Regions from separate parts of the Mus musculus genome. Here all the other regions are linked to region 1. The links are chromatin loops, found by intact Hi-C in ENCODE. Cell type or tissue: gastrocnemius. All regions are shown on one strand.

Region 1 (8,000 bases):
AGAGTGATAGGAATTAAGGCCTGCCTGCCTAAGTAGGCCACTAGGGGTGGGCCTTCGAAGGTTGTGCTCCCTCCTCGCTCCCCCACCACACACCCCCTAAGGTTCCAGTGTGCTTTCTGCTTCCTGGTTGGGTACCATGGGAAAGCTGCTGCCTCACGTTCCTGAGCACCGTGGCAGACTGAAATGTCTCTGAAATCCCGAGGGCAAAGAAACTTTCCCTCCTTTGAATTGTTCTTGTAGGGGCATTTTGTTCAATTAATACCACCGACCTAAAGAAAATGTCTCTGAAAGGGTGGAATCACTTACGTGTGATTTCGAAGTTCCAGAAGCTGACGCAAAAGGATCGCTATACATAAGTTCGGAACTAACCTGGACTACAAGTGCTAGCCTGGGCTACAGTTGTTTTTTTTTTTTTTTTCCCCCAACCAATCAATAAATCAACAAATGAAAAATAAATTCTCTCACCTATGCTTTCTAACACTAGATCACAGACTGTCCTCATCCACTGTGGCACTGCCCATTATCCGAAGGAAGAGAGGCTACCTAGAGAGGAAGGGGCGTCTGAACAAATTGGTTCCCCACCCAGTCTAGAAGGAATCATGTCCGAGTGATGAAGTCTCTACAAAATCCCAAAGGGATCAGTCAGAGAGTTTCTGGGTAGTGGGACATATTCTGGTTCCTAAGAGTTGGTGCACCCTAAGAGGGCACGAGACCTACAGATCCCTTCCCCTTTCCGACTCTTCATTTTTATTCTTCTTTTCTTTCTGATGGTGGGGGAATCAAACTCAGAGCCTGCACATGATTGGCAAACACTCTCTTCCACAGACCGTTCTCTGAGATGCCAGGTCTCGATACCCAGCTAGGGTAGCCTCAAATCTGTGACTCTCTGCCTCTGCCTCCTGAGCGCTGAGACTGTGCAGGCATAATCCACCCTGCCCAGTACCTTAGCTTACATCTCTGTTGTTATGATGAACACTACGATAAGCATTGTAGGGGGTGGGGGATGGGCTTATTCACCTTACAGATTATAGTCAGTCAGCCATGGTAGCCACAGCCGGAACTCAAGCTAGGAACCTGGAGGAACTCAAATTATTGCCTTGCTGCCTGGCTTGTTCAGCTTGTTGCCTGGCTTGTCCTGCTTGCTTTCTTTTACAGAATGGGTCCATCTGCTCTGAATGATCCTGCCCAGAGCGTTCGGGGCCCTCCCACACCCATTATTATCAAGAAAGCGCCTTGCACACAAGCCAATCCGATGGAAGCATTTTCTCAATTGATGGTCTCTTCCCAGGTGACTATTGCCTACGTCTAGTAGACAAACTCTATCAGGCACACTTGGCTAATTTGTAGCCTTTGTAACACTCGCTATAACAAGGCAACAATGTAAGAAAGTTACTCAAGCGCCTGATGAGATAGGGGTTGCAGGGACTGTAGGAACTCCAGTGTGTATTGTGTCCATTAGCGCTGAGAAACCTGGGGCCTTGATTGGCATCTAAATAGAGGGCCCAGTGTTCGGCACTGAACGCTTGGGGTCTGCTACTATGCTTATTTTGAGCTCACGAGGCTTTTGTGTTGATTACGGCATGAGAGTAGAGGGAAAACGCGGTACTGTTGGTTGAAGCAAGTTCTGAGTGAATAGAACAGAACGGCCTTCAGTGTTGTGCCAGGAGTCGGTTGATGACGTTCAGCTCCAAATTTGTACCTCTGAAAACCAGCCCTGTGTTAAGAGTCATCGCTTTTGCCGTGGGTGTGATATTAAGATTGGCCAGTAGGGGGCAGTAGAGGCATATTGCAGGAACAGGCTGTTGCTTCCTTGGGAATCTAGTGCGTGGCTTTTGCTTCATATTTCTCCAGCCGCATGTGCAAATATGTGAAAATGGACGCAGTGATCTACGTGGAGATCTCTCTCTCTCTCTCTCTCTCTCTCTCTCTCTCTGATTTATTTATTTTATTTATATGAGTACACTATAGCTGTCTTCAGACACACACCAGAAGAGTGTATCAGATCCCATTAAAGATGGTTGTGAATTTCCATGTGGTTGTTGGGAATTGAATTCAGAACCTCTGGTAGAGAGGTCAGTGCTCTTAACCACTGAGCCATCTCTCCAGCCCCAGAAAACAGTCTTAGTACGTCCTTGCCATCTTGGCGTGGTTTGCTGACCTCTTTCCCCATCCTTCCCGTTGGAGACACAGACACAGGGTGCCCCCAACCTGACACCTGAAGCTTCAACACCTCCCTCCACTCTCAGTGAGAAGCATCTCAATGGGAGGCAATAAAAATCGGTGCTTAGTGGGAAATCTGAACTTTTGAGGTTTATAAGAAACAAGGCAGCAGCCGGGCGTGATGGTACATGCCTTTAATCCCAGCACTTGGGAGGCAGAGGCAGGCGAATTTCTGAGTTCGAGGCTAGCCTGGTCTACAGAGTGAGTTCCAGGGCTATACAGAGAAATCCTGTCTCAAAAAACCAAAAAAGAAAAAAGGCAGCAGGCCCAGGGTTCTGTCAACTTGGCACTAGAAAACATACTGGGGGGAGGAGGGAATAAACTAAGTATCAAGTTTGAGAAACACAGTCAAGAACATCAGGACAAACCAAGAATAAGACTAATGGAGATTACAAAGATAAAGGGCACAAAGCATTCAACTGGAACGCCTGATAAAAGAGGTGGGTAGTGCCGCCCTGTAATCCCAGGTGGAAGGGAGGGAGGGAAGAGTTCAAGGCTTGCCTGGCTACATTGGGAGTTAGAACCCAGCCGGGGCTTCTTGAGACACTGTTTCAAAATCCTCCACACCGTTCTGTCCCAGCTTCCCCCACTCCTGTCCCCTCCCCTTCCCACCCTCCCCCCACCAAGCAAAACAAAACCTAATAATTCCCAAACCAACCAACAAAACCAACGAAAGCTTCAGAAGAAAGAGGATAAGTTGAGGACTAGACGAATGAAACAAAGTAGGAAAGTGAGGGGTTTCATTTTAATTTTCTTTTGTTTATTGACAAGGTCTCACTACCAAGACCAGGTTGGCTTTGAACTCATAACCTTCTTGCCTCAACGTCCCAAGTGCTCAACAGGTATGCACTGTGGTAGACACTGCATTTGAGAGTATGCCGTGTAATGAGGGTAATTCCCCACTCCCACCCCACCCCCACACAAAAAGACCCAGGTAGGCCCAAACAATTCTCCAAGTGAATTTGACCCGAAAACTTAGTTAGTTCTCTATAACACTCCAGTTCCTTTTTAAAATTTTTTATAATTAACAATGCCAATTCAATAGCTATACTACCCAGTTGTATTTGAAAGGGTTTCTGAAATGGCTCAGCAGGTTAAGGTGATGCCAAGCCTGACTTCAGTTCCTTGAACCCGCAGCATGGAAGGACAGAAACAAGTGACCCTCACCATACACTCACACACACACACACACACACACACACACACACACACGCACACGCACACGCACTCACACACACGCGCACGCGTGCGAGTTCCCCTGCATACACAAACTTATAAGCAGATTGATTACCTATCAAAAGCTAAGGCTTCAGATAGTAACTAAATCCGTTAGTTTTCCCTGCTTTGCCACAATCAGCCTACCTGTGACCTCAAAAAATTTTTTTTGATAAATGCCCGATTAGTGACTTTTGTTTTTCCAAAACCAATTAAACCTCGTGTACGAACGTCTAGAGTAGATTATGTCATTTGGGACAAGCCGAATATGCATTCCCTAGCCACGATCTTTCAAATTTTCTTTCGAAGATAAACTTGAGGCAGGAGCTGTGTTTTTTTGGTTCATCAGGATTGCCCATTGGCACACTGCAGGGGACAGCCCGGGTCGCTTACCTGTTGGTTGGGTGGGTCCCACCGTGCAGAAGGCAGAGGGCCCAAAGGGCAGGGCCCACGGCGCACGCGCAGATGGGAGGGCGCGCGCCTGCCCTTGCCCCTCCGCCCTCTAGGTGGCGCTGGCGACTCGCCGCCGCCTCTCCGAGGCCAACCCCGGGTGGCGCCGGGCGCCTTGCGGGCCCTGGGTCCGCCTCCGCCGCGCCGAGGGCGTGGGCTCCGGGCTCCCGGAAGCGGCGGCCGCGGCGTGGAGCCCAGCGGGCCGTCGGTCGCCGGAGCGACAATGTGCGGCAGCCGGGGGCTGTGAGCTAAGCGCGGCGGCGCGTCCGGGGGCCCCTGAATGGCGGCTCGCTGAGGCGGTGGCGCGGCGCGGGCTCCTCCTGGCGTGGGGTGGCGGGGCCGGGGTGATGCTGCTTAAGCTCCTGCAGAGACAGACCTATACCTGCCTATCCCACAGGTATGGGCTCTACGTCTGCTTCGTGGGCGTCGTTGTCACCATCGTCTCGGCTTTCCAGTTCGGAGAGGTGAGTAGCGGAGCCCGAGCCCCGGAGCCGCGTGCGCAGCATTCCCCGATTGAGCCCCGCGGTGCCGGCACCCCGAATCTCCCTTCTGCCTCCCCATCTTCCCTGCAGCCTGGGGACCAGCACACGGCCCACTAGTCCCAGGCGCTGAGCGTGCATCCTCTCCCCGGCTCGCCTGCAGCAGCTGGACTGGACGTCCGGGCCTCGCGTGCTTCAGCGTGCGCATGGATCCCCTTCCTTCTGCAGGGTGTCCCCAAGAGTCCTCTGGCCATTTGATTTTGGCTCTAAGGCCTTGCGCTGGTGAAACTCTCTCCTAGGGTTTGTATTTTTCTGTAGTGATCCTTCATTCCCTGGCTCTCCGTAGGATCCAGTCCTGCGGTGCCACCCTACTAGTCCTTCACCGTTGACAAAACACCTTATCTTCTGTTTCTTCTGGATCGCAGACTTTGTCTTAGAGGCATGCGCGGCTTTGCATGTGAATTTTGCGCCGTTTTGCATGTGAATTTTGCGCCGTTTTGCATGTGAATTTTGCAGAGTGAAAGGGAGATTTTTTTAAATTAACTTTTTTCCTTTTTCATAATGGCTCTGCTGTTTTGTACAGCTGCATGCCAGCGGGTTGGAGGCCTTACTAGTGAGAATGCACACGCTGATGGGAAGCACCAAGTGCTTATCTCAGAGTAGGGCCCTTGTCAGGTGACTAGGACTGCCTGCGGATCTTGGACTCCAGCCCCGGACCTCTTGAGAGCCAGCACAGACCCACCCTTGCGTCATGGGCTATGCTAATACTTTTTAGATCAAGTCGCTGGTCCTTCTTGGACTGAGAACTGCGTTTAATTGATGTGCAGTGAAGCAGTTTGATTAGACTGTAAACTCTTCAAAGAGCACAGACAACCGGTTTGGGAGGTGTGAGCAGCCAGGTTAAATGAATTTTATGCTCCTTTGGAGACATACCTTGAACGTTCTGGGGACTGCCATTACTCTTCAGTTTAAATTTCAGTTATTTGATTCTTGGGTAGTCTAGTACAGTCTTCGCCATCTTAAGTGTGCAAAGGGGTATGAGCAGGTCAGAAATGAATGGGCACAAGTGTGCCATTCAACAGAACACTGCCCCTGGAGACAGGAAGAAAACATGCGCTTTCAAAGAGTTTGGAATGGTCTCCCTGTTTTATTTATTTGCTTATATTTTAGTAAGAGGTTAAAAGGGTTTTATAATTAACAGAATGCTCTTATAAAACGGCACAATACGTATGTGTGCGCTCAGCACCTACACCGGACTGTAAGCTCGGTGGAGAAACTGGTGTCACTTTAAATGCTGTAACCCTAGCCCAAGCCCAGTGCCAGGCAGTGCCAGTGTGTGCATACTAAGCGTCTGCTTAGTGATTGGCTGAGCGATATGGCCGGGTTCTAAGTGTGTTTTTAGTGGTTGTAGGGACTAGAAAAAAGTAATTTTACAGGTGAGAATGAGACTGTCGCCCACTTCCAATTGTGGAGTGTTTTAGTTTTCCACCACCTCCTGGTCCGTCTACGTTTCATGTGTTGTAACTTGATATGTTTTCGCATAGTTAGTGTCTGACTGCTTTTGAATGGCTTTCATTTCTGAGAAAGAGCCTTACTAAGTTGCCCAGGCTAGCCTGAAGTTCACAGTCTTCCGTTATCAGCCCTTCTGAGTGCTAGGGTTGTTGGTTTATGGTTTTAACCTGGTTCATTTTAAGTGGGCTGTTTACTGACCATGGCGTGAAATGCATTTGTTACAGCCTTGAAGAGTTTGAGACAGGGTCTTACCACGTCGCCCAGGCTGGGCTTGAACTTCCTATATAGACCAGGCTGGCCTTGCACTCAGATCCTCCTGCTTCTGCCTCTGGAGTGCTGGGATTCAAGGTGTATGCCATGAGGCCTGGCTCATAGACACAGATCAAAAAGTTTAGCTGAAATGAGAGAAATAAGAGTTAAGAGTGTCACCGGGTAGCAGGAGAGGTGGGGGTAGCTGGCCTGTGATGGGGGAGGGGCTAGGGAGAGCTAATCTGGATGTGACCAATGGCTCCAGTTAATGCTAACCATGATAATAGCAAGCATAGTCCTTACTAGGTGTTCTCTAACTGCTTCATACACTAATTTAGTCTTCACCCAGCCCTCGCATCTGGACAGTATTATTTTACCTGCCTCACAGGTTATGCAGCTGAGGTGTTTGCATAAATTAACATGGCTAATTCACAGCAGACATGCGCTTCAAGCTTAAGACAACTTGGCTTTGATGCCAACGTCTTAGTAACACCTCTTATATATAACATGCGGATCAGTGTTTTGCCTGTATGTGTGTATATGTGTAAGGATGTCAGATCCCCTGGGACTGGAGTTACAGACAGTTGTGAGCAGCCACATGGGGCCTAACCCAGGACCTCTGGAAGAGCAGCCAGTGCCCCTAACCACTGAGCCATCTCTCTAGCCCTAACCACTGAGCCATCTCTCCAGCCCCCAATAATCCCCCCTTAAGGCTTTTCTTCCGTATATGCATGTTATGTGCACACATGTGGGTGCACATGTGACACTTTGTGCTGTTGGTTCTTTCTCTGCACCTTGTGGTTCCCAGGAATCAAACTTGGGTTGGCAGCAGATTCCTTCACCCTCAAGGTCATCCCCTTACCGCCACATCATTGCCCTTCACCCCAGCTCCTGATGGTTTCTCCTGCAGCCCCGGGCTTTGCTTATCACATCTGGGAGGAAATCTGAGCCCTCTCAGCTTCCTCTTCTTTAAAATAAAGGCATAACTGTCTTCTTATCAGGGTCGCTAGTGGAAATTAAGTGTAGGAAGATTGATAGCACATAACAAACTCTGTCGTTAGGCCGTAATAGTTGATGTTATCACCATCAATTGTTTAGTCTCCCTCTTCACTTTGAAATATTTCCTTGAACTGGGACTTTGATTGTGTAGGTAGCACCCGGCTGTTAACTAGTTGTGATGCATATAATGGTTAAGAAGATCATTGGTAAACTGGGAGCTCATTTTCCTCCTTAGTGTAAGAGGTAAAGAGGGGATTTGAAGATTTTTATTTGTGTGTCTGTGTGTGTGTGTGTGAAGGTCTCCTGGAGCTGGAGTTACTGAGCTGGATTCTCAGTATGGGAGCTGGGATCCAAACTCCAGTCTATCAGAAGAGCAATAAATGTTCTTAAACCCATCTCTCCAGCCACTACCCACCTCTGTGTGTGTGTGTGTGTGTGTGTGTGTGTGTGTGTGAGTCTGAGACAAGGTTACTTGTACCCCAGGCTAGCCTCCAACTCCATTTGTACTTGAGGATGACCTTGAAATTCTTTCTGACCCTTCTGCTTCAACCTCCCTAATGCTAGGATTATAGTTATAAACTATAGAATTGTAATTTTGTTATTGAGCTATTAAAGTTTAAGACCACTCTGCCCAGTCCTGGGGAATCTAACCCCGGGCTCTATGCACGTTAGGTCAGCACTGTACTAGTTAATCTATCTCCTCCGCCCTAGGTTCTTGCTTTTTAATAAGTTGTTTAAACACTTGTCCAGAGTTTGAGGAAAAATGGAATCAAGGGTGGGATCTACTAAATAATTCATTTTCCCTTACAAGTCAAGCCAAGTACTAGTTAGAAATCCCCTGGGAATTCTGATAAAATAGGAATACAGTTGAACCCA
Region 2 (8,000 bases), 290 kb after region 1:
AGCTGCAGCAGGCAGATTTCTGAGTTCAAGGCCAGTCTGGTCTACAAAGTGAGTTCCAGGACAGCCAGGGCTATACAGAGAAACCCTGTCTCGAAAAACCAAAAAAAAAAAAAAAAAAAAAAAAAAAAAAAAAAAAAAAGTGAAATTAGGAAAATGAATGGAACTGGAAAATATTATACTGAGTGACATAATCTAGACCCAGAAAGCCTCTTGAACAGAAGAATCCTTGGTTAAGATTGTGCTGCTCACAGAAGCCATAGGTTATTAGACAAAGATCCCAGTATCAAATCTAGGCTATCATACTATGAGTTGTTGGTAAAGAAGCTCACCCCCACACCCAATCAATATAGGCTCGTGCCATTGCTCTTGGGTGCTTACCAGAATGATAAGACTACTACTGAAGATGCTACAGTTGCAGGTGGGTGCAGGACAGAGAAATCATGCTAGAACTGAGCTGGGAATGTCTTCACAGCTGGTTAACTTTCATAGTGCCAAAAGTACCGTGCAGATTGCTAGGAGAGAAAAATCAGTAACTGTCTTACCCTAACTGGACCCTCCATTCTAAAATACTGACTTTTCAGACACTGGTTCAATAGTGGCATGGCTGCCCTAGAGACAACCAACTGCTTTCTGAGTAAATTTGAGTTCTATTCCACAAGAAGAGATTCATGCCTGATACTGTAAACCTGATCAAAAGTCCATGGCTTGGGAAGTTAACAGGCCATAGGAAATAGGTTTCTTATTTACCAATAGAAAACCTACTATTGTTGTTTTGCTAAGTGGACATGCCATACCACCCTCTAAATTTTTGTTCTGTTTTGTTCATTTTTATGATTTTTAGAGACAGGGTTTCTCTGTGTAGTCCTGGGATTCAATATGTAGATCAGACTGGCCTCAAACTTAGAGTTCCTCTTGCCTCTGCCTCCCAAATGGTGGAATCAAAAGTGTGTGACCCAGAACTTGCTATGTATCTGCACTTTCCTACCTCTGCCTCCTGAATGCTGAGATTAAAGGCATGTGCCACCATACATGGCACTAATTATTTTTATACCTATAGATTAGTGCTGCTCTCAACCTTATTTCGGTAAAGCTTCTTCTCGCAGTGAACAGCTGTAGTAATAATTTTTATATACAAATCCCAGTGGTAGATTTGCTACCTCAATGCTTAATGTTCCCAAATGAAAGACACCCACACAACCTTTATATTTTGATATTCCTTAAACAGTGCAACAGCTAGGCCATTTCCTAACCTCCACGTGGTTAATCCCAAGTTATTACTTACTAAATTCTATATTCTACCTTGGCTGCCCTGGACTGAGAGGGCTGGCTAACTGGGCCACACTCTCCTGGCTACTTTACATAGATCTTGAAGTCAGCGGAGAACTAATAGTTATAAAACTGTGGATAGGTGCCTAATAACCCAACCTGTTCTGATCTTCCTGCTGATCTGTTTACCCAGTCAATATCCTGTTCCTAGGAACAGGTGCATAACCCGGAGACAAAGCGACCCCCCCCCTCTACCCCCGCTTCCTGCTCCTATGAGTATATGGCCTGTGTGGGAAAAATAAAAATTTGTCAGCTTGAACAGAACCTCTTGTCTTGCTGTCCATTCTTTGTGTTTCTTTTTCCCCCATTCTCTTCCAGGTGCCCCTCAAGTCCCTGTTAGACTGTCCCCAGGGTTGGGACAGCATCTCTCCTCTCCTCTACCTTCCCTGGCATGGCTGGCCTCCTCTTCCTCCTTCCTTTCTGTTCCAAGCCGTGGAATCCTAAAAGTCTGGCCTCTGTCTGCCATGTCCAACCATTAGCTGCCTTTATGGCATCTTTATTTACCAATCAGAACTGAGGCAGGCTCCCTCAGAGTCTTACATGCAGACACTCATATAAGTAGATTGGGGGAACCAAAATTAACATTATAATACCAGCAGCACTAGGTCAAACCCACTACAAACAGCAGTTACTGCAGAGACTTAAGACAGCACTTGGGAGGCAGAGGCAGGCAGATTTCTAAGTTTGAGGCCAGCCTGGTCTACAGAGTGAGTTCCAGGACAGCCAGGGTTATACAGAGAAAAAAAAAAAGAGTGAGCAAAGTGCTGAGAGTTAAGTGACCCTTGAGTGAACATCCCTAAGCAGAATGTCTGTTTATAAGTCTCTCTCTCAGTCTCTCTCAGTCTCTCTCAGTCTCTCTCTCTCTCTCTCTCACACCAGAGGATGAGGAAGTGTTCTGTGAAATTCCATCGTTTGGAGATGACATGGATGTTGTTACCCATGTGGTCATGGCAGTGGAGACAATCTGTACAAGGCTGAGTCCTTCAGCATTCCAGCTTGGATGGAGAAGGGGCTGATGAGGCTGCGTCCCCTTGATGAGGAGCTATTTGGTAGTTCATGTTTTGTGGAGACTGCCATTTTTCTTCAGTATTGCAGCCATTCATAAGTTGTCCATTGTCCAGGAAATAACCCAGACCCATGTTTATGCAAGCAACCCAAACTAAGCTCAGTGGGTCATTAAAAATAAACGTAGCAGGCCTTGCTAGGAAGAAGAGTTCAAGTCAAAGTGGGAAGGTATCTCAGTTAGGATTTATATTGCTGTGAAGAGATACCATGACCACAGTAATTCTTATAAAGGAAAACATTTAATTGGGCCTGGCTTACAGGTTCAGAGTTTAGTCCATTGTCATCATGGTGGGAAGCAGGGTGGCATGCAGGCAGACTTGGTGCTGGAGAGGTAGCTGAGAGTTCTACATCTGGATTGGCAGGCAGCAACAAGAGGGAGTGACATAGGCCTGGCTTGAGCACTTGAAACATCAAAGCCCACCCCCCAGTGACACACTTCCTCCATCGAGGTCATACTTCCACTATCTATGAGTCCATGGGGGTCATTTTTATTCAAACTACCTGTATAATGGAAAAGGCCTATGATCCCAGTATTTGGGAGGTGGAGGCAAGATCAGGAGGTCAAGACCAATCTCTACTACACAGGGAGTTTGAGCCTAACCTGGGTTCAATGAGAACCCTTTTGTCTTAGTTAGGGTTTTACTGCGGTGAACAGACACCATGACCAAGGCAAGTCTTATAAAGGGCAACATTTAATTGGGGTTGGCTTACAGGGTCAGAGATTCAGTCCACTATCATCAAGGAACATGGCAGCATCCAGGCAGGCATGGTGCAGGAGGAGCTGAGAATTCTACATTTTCATTTGAAGACTGCTAGAAGAATACTGGTCTCCAGGCAGCTAGGATAAGGGTCTCAAAATCCACACCCACAGCGCCACGCCTACTTCAAAAAGGTCACACCTACTTGAACAGGGCCACACCTTCTAGTAGTGCCACTCCCTGGGCCAAGCATATACAAACCATCACACCATCTCAACAATAACAACAGAGGATATTGAGGAAAGACAATAAACATGGCCAGCCAAGGGCTCAGTCCTCTCCCAGGCAGGAATCTCACCATTCCTACATTTAGACAGATGCTACACTCAAGGGACTAGAGCTTATTTGTGGCTCTTGTCTTTTCCAAATTAGACTCTATATCGTGGTCCATCACAGGGCAGTCATGAGCAAATGCAGCAATGAACAAAGGAGACCAATGATCGTTCCGGAACTCCCGGTGATTGGATATAGTAGCTCAGTGGGAGTTTCAAGTGCTGCCCCTTGGGTTGTGTGACTAACTTCCACATAAGCATGAACAGTTTTGAAATGCATGTGAATATATCAGACAGACAAAGGCTGGACCATGGTGTTCTGATTCCTCCCTGACATCTGCACTTTCTCCTTTCGGGCAATATCTGTTTTAAGCAGGTGTTCTTTCCTGCTCCTTTCTGGGAGAGTGACCTTTCCCTTCTTCAGAAGGAGTTCCTATCGTGTTTGTACTCTGAGGCTTGAGATATTCTAGGAGATTCTGGAAACTGTTCTTATGGTCACATGGGCACAAACACACATACACACACACACACACACACACACACACACCTTAGGTGCACTGTAACAATGATTCTCAATCTTTGGGTCATGACCCTTGCAGTCACATATCAGATATCCTGCATATCTAATGTCTACATTTCAATCCATAACAGTGATGAAGTAGCAAGGACATAATTTTATGGTTGGGGTCATCACAACTGTATTAAAGGGTTGAAGCATTAGGAAGAGTGAAGACCACTGCTCTATAACCCTATCTGAAGATGGTTCAGGCAGGTTAGAAAACATCCCTTCTTTGTGATAACACAGATGAATTATGAAGCCAAATGGTGGTAAGAGGTACATCATTTCCTTCCAGGGTTCCTTAGACCATGTGGAAAATAAGTCATAGCTTTCTTTTCTAATTGCCCATATTCAGATTCCTCCCTCAATGTATTGTTTGCTGATCTCTAATCTTTTATCAGCTCGAGAGATTAAAACATAAAACAAGACTTCATTAGCAGTGGGCTAAAGAGAGAGAGTGGGGCAGCAGTGCCTCCATGTGGCTGAGTTGTAGTATAGGAAACAATGACCCCTCACTACACACTTAAACCTGGGAGATTGAACTGCAAAATGATTTATGGTAGTTGGGGTCTTCAGAAGGTTATTATCACAGTGCCATTTTCCTTAGATCACTATTTCCTGGCATCACAGCCCATGATTGGAAGCATAGAGAAAACACAGGCAAAGGACAGCCAGGATAACGTGGGTGCATGCACACTTAATTATTGCCTGTCTGTGAGATTTATGTTTGATGTGTCTAACCATCTTGGAGTGGCCAGTTTGGGGGTAATTATCATATTCCCATTGTGTCAAGTACCGTCCTTTGTTTTAAGAACGTTTAAAATATCTATTCTGAAACAGACAAAGTATTTCTATTTTCAAGGTTTATTATTATGTTTGTGTATGTGCACGTATGTCTTTGTGAGTGTATGCCCTGTGTGTGCATGTCGACGGAAGCCAGAAGAGAGTGTCTAATCCCCTGCAGATGAAGTTACAGGCAGGTGTGAGATGTGTGGGTGCATTCTTTTTTTTTCAGTCCGGGTCCTTTATTTCTTTTTTTTAAACATTAGGCCATGAATTCGTATGGAATGGGCTCCAACAGCTCAGGCTCTTTTCCGTTAGTCCTCACAAAGTGTGCTTCTCTGGGTGGTGCAGCCTGGCGCCTCAGCTGTACCCAGGTGCCCTTGGCTTCCTTGTTCTTCTGATCTTTCTCCTTCACCAGCTTCAGGAAGCTGCCTCTGCTCTTCCAGAGCTTGATGCGCTCAGTCCGCACATTGGTCCCTTGGCCAGAATCTTGCCCTTAACTTGATTGTTCACAGTGATGCTCACAGTGTTGGCATCAGGACCTCCCAAACCTGTGACATCACATAAGCGACAGCGCGACCTACAGACCGGTTGTCCAGACAACGGCCGCCATATTCCCAGAATCCATCGGGCTCACCTCCCACCTTTACCTGCCTTACTTCCTTTTCCATTAAAATAATGGGAGAGCCTCTCCCTCCCTCTCTTTCCCCGTTGTTCTCTTTCTGCCGCCACCTTGTCTTTCTCTCCCAATAAAACCTCTTCTACGTGGAACTGTCTTGGCCTAGTGTGCTGTTGAGACGAGACCTGCCATTCTAACACATCACACAGCATGCTGGGTGACACTGTAGACTCTTCCGGTTTTGCTGCGGTGACACTTTGGGGCATTCTTTTTTTTTTTTGAACAGTGTGCATTCCCTTGATGTCTGTGAGATCACCCTTCTTGTAGATTTGCAAGTAACCAAAGGAACAACGTCATGGTTCCTAAAAGGCCTAGAGAACGTATACTGAGTGCCTCTCCTTTTTCCCTTTGTGTAGGTCATTTTGGTGAGTTACTGGAAGATGGCTACCACGGCCAAATGAGAAACAAACTCTTGGTTCCTCAGGAAGAGCTGAGCCATCTGACATATAAAATGTCACCATTAACTGTCACCTTACTGTGGACTAGAACATCAGGACTTGTCTAATTGCAACTCCACTTGTTAGCCTGCACCTAGCCAAACCGTATTTAAGGCCCCTGGGGACCCCATTCTCCTCTACTGCTAGGATTCAATGTTTTAGGTTTTATTAAAGTGACATATTTCATCTACTTCCTGAGCCTAACATTTGACTCACATGGTGTCCCATGCCTTTACTCCAGGCACTGGGAAGGCACAAGCATGTTCTTTCCTGTGTGCTTGAAGACAGCCAGGTCTACACAGTTCTAGGCCTCCCCCTGGCCTAGAACTGACATCGCCTCAAAAACAGATTTTTTTTTTAAAATCCAGGACAGCCAAGGCTACACAGAAAAAAAAAAAAAATCTGTCTTGAAAAACAATCAAACAAAAAACCCAAACTTAAACCAAACAGTTTTCTAAGGTTTGCCCATGTTGCAATATTTTATTGGCATGCATTAATTGCACAAAACCATGGGCTTCATTACTGCATTTTTACAGACAAGAGTATTAAGCATTGTAGAAAAGCAGACCTGATAAGTACACCTTCTAAAGCAATTTATTAGACTGGCTTACCTGATATGAATTGAGTAGCTCAAGAGTGGCTGTCTGCATGCGGCCCAGAGGCTAAGAAGCAGCAGCTTTCCAGTCCAAGAGCCTTGTCTCCAGCCCACATTGAGATACTGGGATCTGGGCAATGGCTGCAGTGGTCGTGGAGACAGGGGAGGATGCCTATGCTCCATCAAGTACGCCAAGCAAAGAAGCACTGCTGTCTCTTCAGATATCCATCTGGGTGAGGATCTTCACACCTACCTGCCCCGCCCTGCCCCACCCAGTTAATTCACCCCCCCCACCCCCACTAGAAATACCCTCTGGGCATACCTAGTGGATTCCAGATTAAATCAACATGACAACATTAACCATTACTTTTGGGTGTGGTGGTGCACGCCCTAAATCCCAGCTTTTTGGAAGGCAAAGGCAGGAGGATTCCGGTCTGTCTAGTGAGTGCAGGGACAACCAGGTTACGTAGAGAGACCCTGTCTCAACAAAACAATTGGTTATTACTGGTTATACTTACCATAGCCTTCCGTTTCTCCTCCTGCCTACTCTTGCTCCTTCTCTACCCTAACAGTTCCTTCTCTGCATGCATGTCTGTTCTGTCTTAACGCTGACTAGTATTCTACTATGTGTGCATGTTTATACATGTATATGCCATCGCAAATGGGAAGGCAGACATCTCTTTGGCATATGGATTTCAGCTCCTTTGGAAACATACCCAAGAGCAGGATTGCTGGATCATCTATAGTGGTCTATTTTTTAGTTTTGAGGAAAATTCCTACTTTTTTCCATGTCTGTACTAATTAGTGTCAACAGCATCTAAGTTCCCTGTTCTTCAAGACTAGTTAAAACTAATACAAAATAAATTTTGGGGCCGGGTTCCACATGCTGCAGCCCCTCGGCGCCCATGCTCTCAGCCTTGCTGCAGAGTTGCACAGAGAGGAGCCTGCTGGGTAACTGGACCCAGTTGCCTGGAGCCAGCCAGCTGGGCGTCCAGGACCCGGGGCCTGTGCATACTACAGGGCCCAAGCACTCACCTGACCTTGGAGGCCACCTTGACGTACCATACTGTACTGGCCCAGCATGGCTGCCCTGGACCCTGGGCCAGGCAGTGGTAGCATGGGGCCTGGAGTCTACTTCCAGAGTCCCCCCTGTGGCCTGCACGGAACAGTCCAGGGGGTATGGATGAGAAGTCAAGGGAAGATCACCATCAAGGAGGACCCCAAGCAGCTATGGAAGCGCCTCAATCTGGAGGAGTGGATTTTAGAATAGTTGAATCTAAGTCTGCCAGGAGGAGATCCCAGAGTTTGAGATAGATGTGAATGAACTCTTGGACTTGCGGCTGCTAGAGTCAAGGAGCTGTTAGTTGACTGTTACAAACCCACTGAGGCCTTCATCTCTGGCCTGCTAGACTAGATTCGGGGCATGCAGAAGCTGAACATACCCCAGAAGTAAGTAGAATTAAATATATAGATAAATAAATGTTGGGTCCTCAAGTGCACACACACACACACACACACAGTGTGTT
Region 3 (8,000 bases), 450 kb after region 1:
TTAAGAGCACTGATTGCTCTTCCAGAGGTCCTGAGTTTAATTCCCAGCAACCACATGGTGGCTCAGAACCATTTGTAATGGGCATCCGATGCCACCTTTTGGTGTGTTTGCAGACAGTGACAGTGTATCCACATACATGAAATATGTACATGTGAGAGGGCTCAGTCCACTGGGGACCATGCCACCCCTGGAAGGTTCTAGGTGGCATACAAAAGTAAACAGAGCAAGCCGTGGAGAGCAAGCCAGTACACAGAACTCCTCCATGGCCTCGGCTTCAGTTCTAGTCTCCAGGTTCCTGCCCCGAGAGTTCCTCCCCTTGTTTTTAGTTGTAGTCTTGATCATAGCAATAGAATTCTAACTAAAACAACAAGAATGGAGACCAACAGCCCCCACTGTAAGATGTGTAACTGAAGCCATTTTGGATGATTCAGCCTAAGAATTTATGTAAGGAAATTTCTTACGAAAAGATGCCAGTACCCACTCCCGTATGTTTTTTTTTTTTTTTTAAATTGTGCACTCTCATCTTTAACATTTTATTGCTTGGTGCTTTTGACCTGTCCTGTAGCTTACGCTAAGACCACCTGCTGAACTCAAGTCTGTAACTGCGCCTCCGCATTCACCTGTGCTCTAGATTCACTAAGGTTTAGAGACAGGGTCTCACCATGTAGCATGGCTGGCCTCCTACTCACAGAGATCTGCTTTCTAGGTGCTGAATATGGGATTAAATGTGTGACCACCACACTCTGCTAGTCAAATGTGTTTCTGTGTTTCCCTTGGTGGCCTAGTAGTAGTTAAGATTAACTGTGCTTTCTGGAACTGTCCCTTTCTCTCAAATATCCCATGGACACTGTAATTTGCATGGGTCACAGGTACTACACATCACACTGAGCAAGTTCCAAGTGCAACCAATTATCTTCCTCGGAAGAGCTGCATGCTCTCTCTTATTAGCACTCAGTGCCTATCCTATCTCTAGAGAGTGTATATGCACACGTGAATGGCAGAGTCTTGCTCTGTAGTCCTGGCTGGCCCAGAATTTGTAATCTTCCTTCTTCATCCTCACCCGGAATCCCTTCCCAGATTGTTGAGTGGTCTCTTCAACCATCCGGCTATTGTAACCAAAAACCTTAACCTACCTTCTGTTCCTCTCCACATATTCAGTAGGTCAGTTCCCGCTCTTGAATGTAATGTCCCCGAAACGTCCCTTCTGATTTGGTTACCACTATCCTAATCATTTCTCATACAGACATCAGATCTTCTCTGCTAGTTTACATCCTGCTCTTTCCTTCACGTTAAAGACAGACAGGCTAAAAATCTTAAGCTTGATCATGTCACTTACTCCCCTGCTTACAGTTCAGGAACAGAATCCTATGGCTTTAGGATAAAATCCAAATGTCTCAGCACATAAAACTATTGAAGATCTTTCCTATGTCTCCAGCTACCCTCCTCTGCTGTTCCAGGCACCCCACTCGTGTGCACCCTAGACACATCTATAAGACTGAACAGTTTTGTAGTGCTTTAAATGGGACACACATTCCCGAGCTTCGGCTATTTTGTGCAGACTTTTCCCTTGGCCTGGAAAAGCCACTCTTGTCCTCTTGCCATGCTAAAACCTACAGCAAAACTCAATTCAGGTCCCATCTTAAAAATCATCTTCTGACATCCTTTCTGACACTCTCAGAAGGCTCCTTTCACTGAGTTCTCAAAGCCTTTTATGCTGGTCTAGATGTTATCATTCAACATGCTAACGTGGTAGAAGACAATGCTGGCAAAGACTCGGTACAGAATCTGCTCAGTAACAGATGAAGAGCTGAGGTTGAAACCCCAAGTTAAAGGTGTCAACGCTAACAAGACTGAGGTTAGGGTTAAGGCTTTTAAGAAAGGCTAGCAGAAGCACTAAGGGCTTGGTGCAGCAAAAAGGAAAACCCTTCTTCACAGAAGATGGCAGGTATGTGGTTAGAACCAGAAAAAAGTGCAGTTTAGTATCTTCGAGAGGAAGGAACTAAACACCAGGAAAGTGATTTCACTAAAATCACTTTAAAATCGGAGCTGCCAAAAAGTACAGGTCTGTAGACCCACTCGCAATGGACATGAGAAAAGAAGAGTTTCCAGTAACAAAACCCAATTGAGAATCAAGTCAAGCCAAGTCAAGTTCAACACGGCATCATCCGACTGAACAAGGCCAGGATGAACATGCACCATCTGGTATGGTACTCCTCTCGAATGATTCCAGCTAGCTGCATATAGCTATTGAGGGATTTAGGTTTAAAGTGAATGAACATATTTGCTGTGTGTGGTTTTTTAATTAGACAACACAGGTCTAAATCACTGCATGTACATTACAAATGGCTTGAAAAACAGCTTACTTACATTGGTGAGAGAAATTTAAAACTCCCTCTTACCTCGTCATAGCTTGCAGTTCTGTCGATACGGTGAATAATATCAATGTTCACATTCCCCAGTCTCTCTGCAAATGTAAGAAACTGCAGAGAAAAAGCATATTTAAGACATATTAGCATTCAATGCTTATCAGGTTTTGATATCTGCTGGAGTAAAACTACACCATAATCACATCAAATTCTGAACACAGAACGTTTTAGAGCTTCAGTGAGCAACCTCTGGACCATCACCACAAACAACAGTACCCTTAGCGTATCATTTCAGACCCGTGGTTTCTATTGGTCATAAAATATGTAACTTTTTAAAATAAGAGCAGCTATTACTTATGAAACACAAAAGGTAAATGTAAGAACTCTAAACAAAAGCAGTTACTACTTGAAGATAATAAATACTTGTACTTTTTGCATAACTTACTTCATCTGTATTTCTTTTTTCTTTTAACTTAAGTACCCTTGGAACAGGCTATGTAGCCAACGATGACCTTAAAATTTAAGTTCAGACCCTCTTGCTTCTACATCCCCAGGTCTGGGGTAACAGGCATTTAGCCATCACACCTGTTTTTGTTGTAACTGTTGTTGTTTTTAATGGGGATCCAACCTAGGGCTCCCTGAATGTTATTCAAACACTCCACCAACCGATCTACCTCCTACATTATGTTTTATCAAATACAATTTCCACACAGACTGGAACCTGGACGAACGCTTTCACACCACACCGAAAGCACAGGGATCTCGCTAAGTTGTGGGAACAGGTATATTTTTTAAAAACAGACAGACTCAGTTACAAAAGGGCTTGGAAAGGCATTATAAAGTACAACAGTAGCCAGCAGAAGTCATTCGCCACTTGCCAGCTCGCTCTACCCTCCTCTGTTCAGTCTTTAAAGTTAGAAGGGGGACTCGGTTGCAGACGATCCCCTGGGCCAATCAATTTGAGCCTGGAGTGAAGGGAGTTGCCCAGACAGGCCAGATCTCACCGCTAAAAGGCGGACTCTGGAATTCAAGTTTCCTCACTCCCCTGCGAACTAATGTTTTTTTTTTTTTTTTATACTGGCATAGTCTCCCATTTTCGCCAGAGCCCCGGGCAAGCGATTCCGGCTCTGCCCGGACTTGCAGGCCCTGGGGTTAAGGCGATCAGCTGGTCAGGCAGAGGCAGGGCGAACCGCGGCTCCGGGCCCAAACTCCCGCGCTCACCCGGTATGTGTTCTCGGTCTTGTGCGAAAGTGGCTTTGGCTTCATGGCTGCGGCGGGACAGCGGCCCGCGAGGGTCTCAGGACGACAGGAAGGGATCCGCGGGCACTGCGGAGGAGAAAGTTACTCCCACGCGGTACTCTCCAATGCTCCGGTGCCTGCTTTTCCTCACGTGTAGTTAGTGCCGCTGGGCGCCGCCATGTTGGAAAGCCAGGATGTGTGGGTCATGTGGGCGGAAGAGGCGGGCCGAGCATGCGTGCTCTTCCTGATTGTCAGTCGTGCAGTTTGCGGATGTACAGTTTTTGCTACATGAGAAGTTGGCCAACACAAAACAAACTCAGTGGTATTTTTGTGGACGTTTTGTTTTGTTTTGGACATTGTTTGTCATATTTGTCATTTGCCTGTTGGTCTTGATTTTCGTTTTTGTAGATTGGTGGTGATGGTGGGGTTTGGTTTGGTTTGGTGTTTTGTTTTTTCAAGACAGGGTTTCTCTAATCCTGGCTGTCCTGGAACTCACTGTGTAGACCAGGCCGGCCTCGAACTCAGAAATCCGCCTACCTCTACCTCCCAAGTGCTGGGATTAAAGGCTTATGCCACCACTGCCCAGCGTCCTTCCTTCCTTCCTTTCTTTCTTTCTTTCTTTCTTTCTTTCTTTCTTTCTTTCTTTCTTTTTTAAGAGAGAAGAATGTACAGTTGAATGGGTTGGGAGAATCTGAGAGGAGTTGGGAAAGGGAAAAACACGATCAAAATATATTGTATGAAAATTTTTAATAAAAAGGATAAAAGGGTTTTATTATAGAAAGAAAGCATAACCGTCACAACCTAGCATTAACTGCTGCTCGATACATACCGTGCACCATCAAAAGCTGTTTCCACCCATAATACAGTAATGCTGGTTATAAACTCAAAACGTGAAGTGTATGTTTGTTTGTTTTTTTTAAGCCCCCTTGGCATGCAAGGAAACCAAAGTTGGGCATCTTGTAAGTGACGATCTTCATTCACACGCAGACTCCGAGGTCCAGGTTTTAGTTTAGTACTAGAAAATAAAATCTGGCTCTTCACGAATGCCAGGAAGCAGCTCTACCACTAAGCTAGATCCTACAGCTCTTAATCATATATATAGAGAGAGTGTGTGTGTACAGTCGATGAGCCATGGAGTTATTTGCACAAAAATTGATGGAGGAAGGTCCAAGTGCAAAGTCCTTGAGATAAGATTTCATCCTAGCCTGGCTTGTGAGTAGTCAGAGCCCATCATGGGTAGAATACAGTGAATCAAGATATCTTTGCCTCCATTTATTACCTTTCCCATTGTAATCCATTTTAATCCATGGGAGTTCTGGGTATTTCTTCAAATCATGAAACAGTTCCCATGACTTTTGAACTGGGTTTGGTTGGCCAATCCATCATCATTTTATATTTTCTGTCCCCATGAGTTTTGTTTTGTTTTGTTTTGAGACAAAGTTTTTTTGTATAGCCTTGGCCATCCTTTCACTGTAGCCCAAGTGGGTTTCAAACTCAAAGAGCCCCCTGTCTCTGCTACTCAGTGCTGGGATCAGAAGTGTGCACCACCAATCACCACCCAGCTCCCTTCCTCATGATTCTCTGTGTTAAAGAGTAAGGTGTAAAACTGCCCCAATTATATACAAGTCAAACAATCCAAACGGAAATAACACTAGTAAGGTTCCTTATTCATAATAGACTTTGAATGTCTGAAATAATCCCGCATCCATTACCTCTCTGGTGTTTATGACAGCCCTGTGAGGTAAGCAGAAAGATATAATTGCCTTCCTATCATACAGAAAGAAATGAAATAGTCCCAGAGAAATTAAGCAATTTTGCCAAGGTCATGTGCTTTTGCTTGCCAATGCCAGAGCTTCTTACTCAGGCTTCAAAGGCCCTGGCACAATACTCATCTTCCCAAGTGATAAATGGTTGGCACTGTATAGCTCTCATGCTGCCCCAAGCACTGTTGCAAGTGTTTCCCATATGATGACTCATTTACTCTTCCTACCAGGTAGTTCTATTATCTTCATTTACCAATGAGGAAGCTAAGAGACAGACTGGGTAACTTGGCAGAGACTAGCTAACCCCATAAGGAAGTCAGAGTACCCAACAGTTGCAGGCAATGTCAGGATTTGTACTCTTAGTCTATGCACTATGCTACCAGAGGATTTGGGAAAAAGTTTTGTGATTCAGGCCATTGTGGGCACAGCTCAAGAGTCTTTGAGATCAAATCCAGAGATCCATTTACTCCTTAGATTGTTGCAAGCCCTTCCTGTGATGTCTATAGCCTCTTGGTCTTATTATCCACTTAATGTGATTGGGAGATATAATTAAATCTTTGTCCTTAAACTACTTATCTGTGTGGAAGAAACAAGGCTGAGCAGTCATCATTTTACTGTTTAGCTTGAGTTCATTAAGAATATGGAATAATACAATACACCTGTGTGGTTTTCACCTAGTTTGCCTGTATTGGGTTAGACAATCTCTATTTTCTGTTTTCTTTTTGGATGCCCACCCCTGTTTGTTTATTCTCAATTCATGAAGTTACAATGACAACAGGGTTATCCTGTCTCCAGGGTTCCATACATGGCTTAGATCCGTGTGTGTGTGTGTGTGTGTGTGTGTGTGTGTGCGCGCGCGCGCCTGTATGTGTATTGGTGTGTGTGTGTGCCTGTGTATATATTTATACATGTACTATGTGTGTGTCTTTCTATGTGTGTATGTTTGTGTGTGTGTCTTCTTGTTTGTGTTTGTGTCTCTCTGTGTGTGTTCAATTAGTTCAGTGAAAGTTGTTCCTAGATCCTAGAACTTGCTAGTTGAATTATTGGGAAACAAGGCTGTTTCTACTTGGAGACTAATAAATATAGTTGGTTATAAAATTGAGATTTCTGGTAGCCATCTTATACCATACAGGGACAACCAGCAAGAGAAGGAGTGGATGATTTCAGATGAGTGCAGTACCCAAAGAGGAGCAGATCAAGTTCCAGATTTTCAGCACCTAGCTCTTTCTGCATCTGTCCATGAACTCTTTAGTATTGTAAGCCAATATGCTCAAACAAGTCTGAACTGGGCTTCTATCACTTACAACTTAGACAAATTCTTTCCAATCACTTCCTTTTTCTGATCAATATGGGCATCATTTCTACACTAATGTTCTCAGCAAGGAAGGCAGAAGCTCCATGGCCTTTTATGAACTGACCCTAGATGGTACATTGCTTCATTCCCTCCCCTCCAACTCCATGACAGTCAGAGCTCAACAGACTCAAGGGCATAGATCAAGCCTCTTGGGGGAAAGAATGTCAGCTATATGGGCAGCTACATTTTTGCATATATATATATATATATATATATGTGTGTGTGTGTGTGTGTGTGTGTGTATGTATATGTGTGTGTCTATATATGGGCGTATATAAGCATGTGTGTGTGTGTGTGTGTGGTGCATGTAGACATGTATATACATGAGTGTGGAATCCAGAGGTTGATGAAGTGTGTGTTTATGATCACTTTGCGACAGGGTCTCTCAGGTGAAACTATAGCTCACTGATTCAGCTAGTGTAGTAGTCAACTTGCTCTGGGGAATCCCCATCTCTGCCTTCTGGGTGTTAAATTACAGGCAGACTGCTATGTCTGTCTGGCATCTATGTGGATGCTGGGGAATCCGAACTCCAGTCTTCATGCTTGCACACTGTGATTGCTATTCTTCCTGACTACATTTGGAATTAACTAAGATCCAAAACTGGAGGACTCACTGCTTTGAAGCAGTGCAACTGAAAGCTAGTCAAAGTGCCTGAAATTTGCCTTTCCATCGGTTCTATGAGCACTTGAATTTAAACAACTTCCTTAAACCTTAAACCTGCACCCTCATGGCCACCTGTATACATGGCCAGCATCCTTTCAAAAAAGATCACAGTGCTTCATGTAACTCAGAAAAAAAAAACACTGTACTAGCAATATGACCCTCGACTATTCTCACTGTTTAAGCCAGATTATAAATGACCCACTGTTTTTCTTTGTACATCTTTTTCTTTTTCTTTTCCTGACAGGGTCTGTGATGGTTTGTATATCCTTGGACCAGGGAGTGGCACCATCTGAAGGTGTGGCCTTGTTGGAATGGGTGTGTCAATGTGGGTGTGGGTATAAGATCCTCACCCTAGTTGCCTGGGTGTCTTCCACTGGCAACCTTTGGATGAAGACATAGAACTCTCAGCTCTGCCTGTGCCATGCCGGCCTGGAAACTGCCATGCTCCCACCTTGATGATAATGGACTGAACCTCTGAACCTGTAAGCCAGCCCCAATTAAATGTTGTTTTTATAAGACTTACCTTGGTCATGGTGTCTGTTCACAGCAGTAAAACCCTAAGTAAGTCAGGGTCTGTGTATGTGGTGCAGAATGGCCTCAGACTTACAATCCTC

Evidence for each region. A loop is a pair of places that touch in the nucleus more often than their neighbours do. Peaks named below come from ENCODE experiments on the same cell type or tissue, not always from the same donor. Only the 100,000 strongest peaks of a DNase experiment are listed, where the experiment ranks them.
Region 2: it touches region 1 in a loop (4-fold over the local background); 16 of 42 quality-filtered maps call a loop at or near these places.
Region 3: a loop joins it to region 1, with 3 times the contacts of the local background. A loop is called at or near these places in 2 of 42 quality-filtered maps.

The regions. Positions count from the first base shown.
Region 1 is chr10:88,375,187-88,383,186 of GRCm38, forward strand. It overlaps Gnptab (N-acetylglucosamine-1-phosphate transferase, alpha and beta subunits), which reads left to right and starts at 4,082. Exons shown (of 21, transcript NM_001004164.3): 1 at 4,082-4,349. The coding sequence starts at 4,233. Gm40733 (predicted gene, 40733) reads right to left here and starts at 3,878. Exons shown (of 5, transcript NR_168608.1): 1 at 3,829-3,878. In gastrocnemius, CTCF peaks have their summits at 1,762 (motif pointing right), 3,921 (motif pointing right) and 5,453; DNase peaks (open chromatin) are centred at 77, 1,762, 3,945, 5,068 and 1 more place; H3K4me3 peaks cover 3,554 bases; H3K27ac peaks cover 4,823 bases.
Region 2 is chr10:88,665,467-88,673,466 of GRCm38, forward strand. It overlaps the pseudogene Gm29807. Among named protein-coding and RNA genes, the nearest start is that of Spic, 14 kb to the right of the region's middle. In gastrocnemius, a CTCF peak has its summit at 4,459; a DNase peak (open chromatin) is centred at 4,447.
Region 3 is chr10:88,823,019-88,831,018 of GRCm38, forward strand. Utp20 (UTP20 small subunit processome component) reads right to left here and starts at 3,796. Exons shown (of 62, transcript NM_175158.3): 1 at 3,588-3,796; 2 at 2,400-2,480. The coding sequence starts at 3,632. In gastrocnemius, no CTCF peak of the experiment used is centred here; DNase peaks (open chromatin) are centred at 3,773 and 4,100; H3K4me3 peaks cover 1,753 bases; H3K27ac peaks cover 1,104 bases.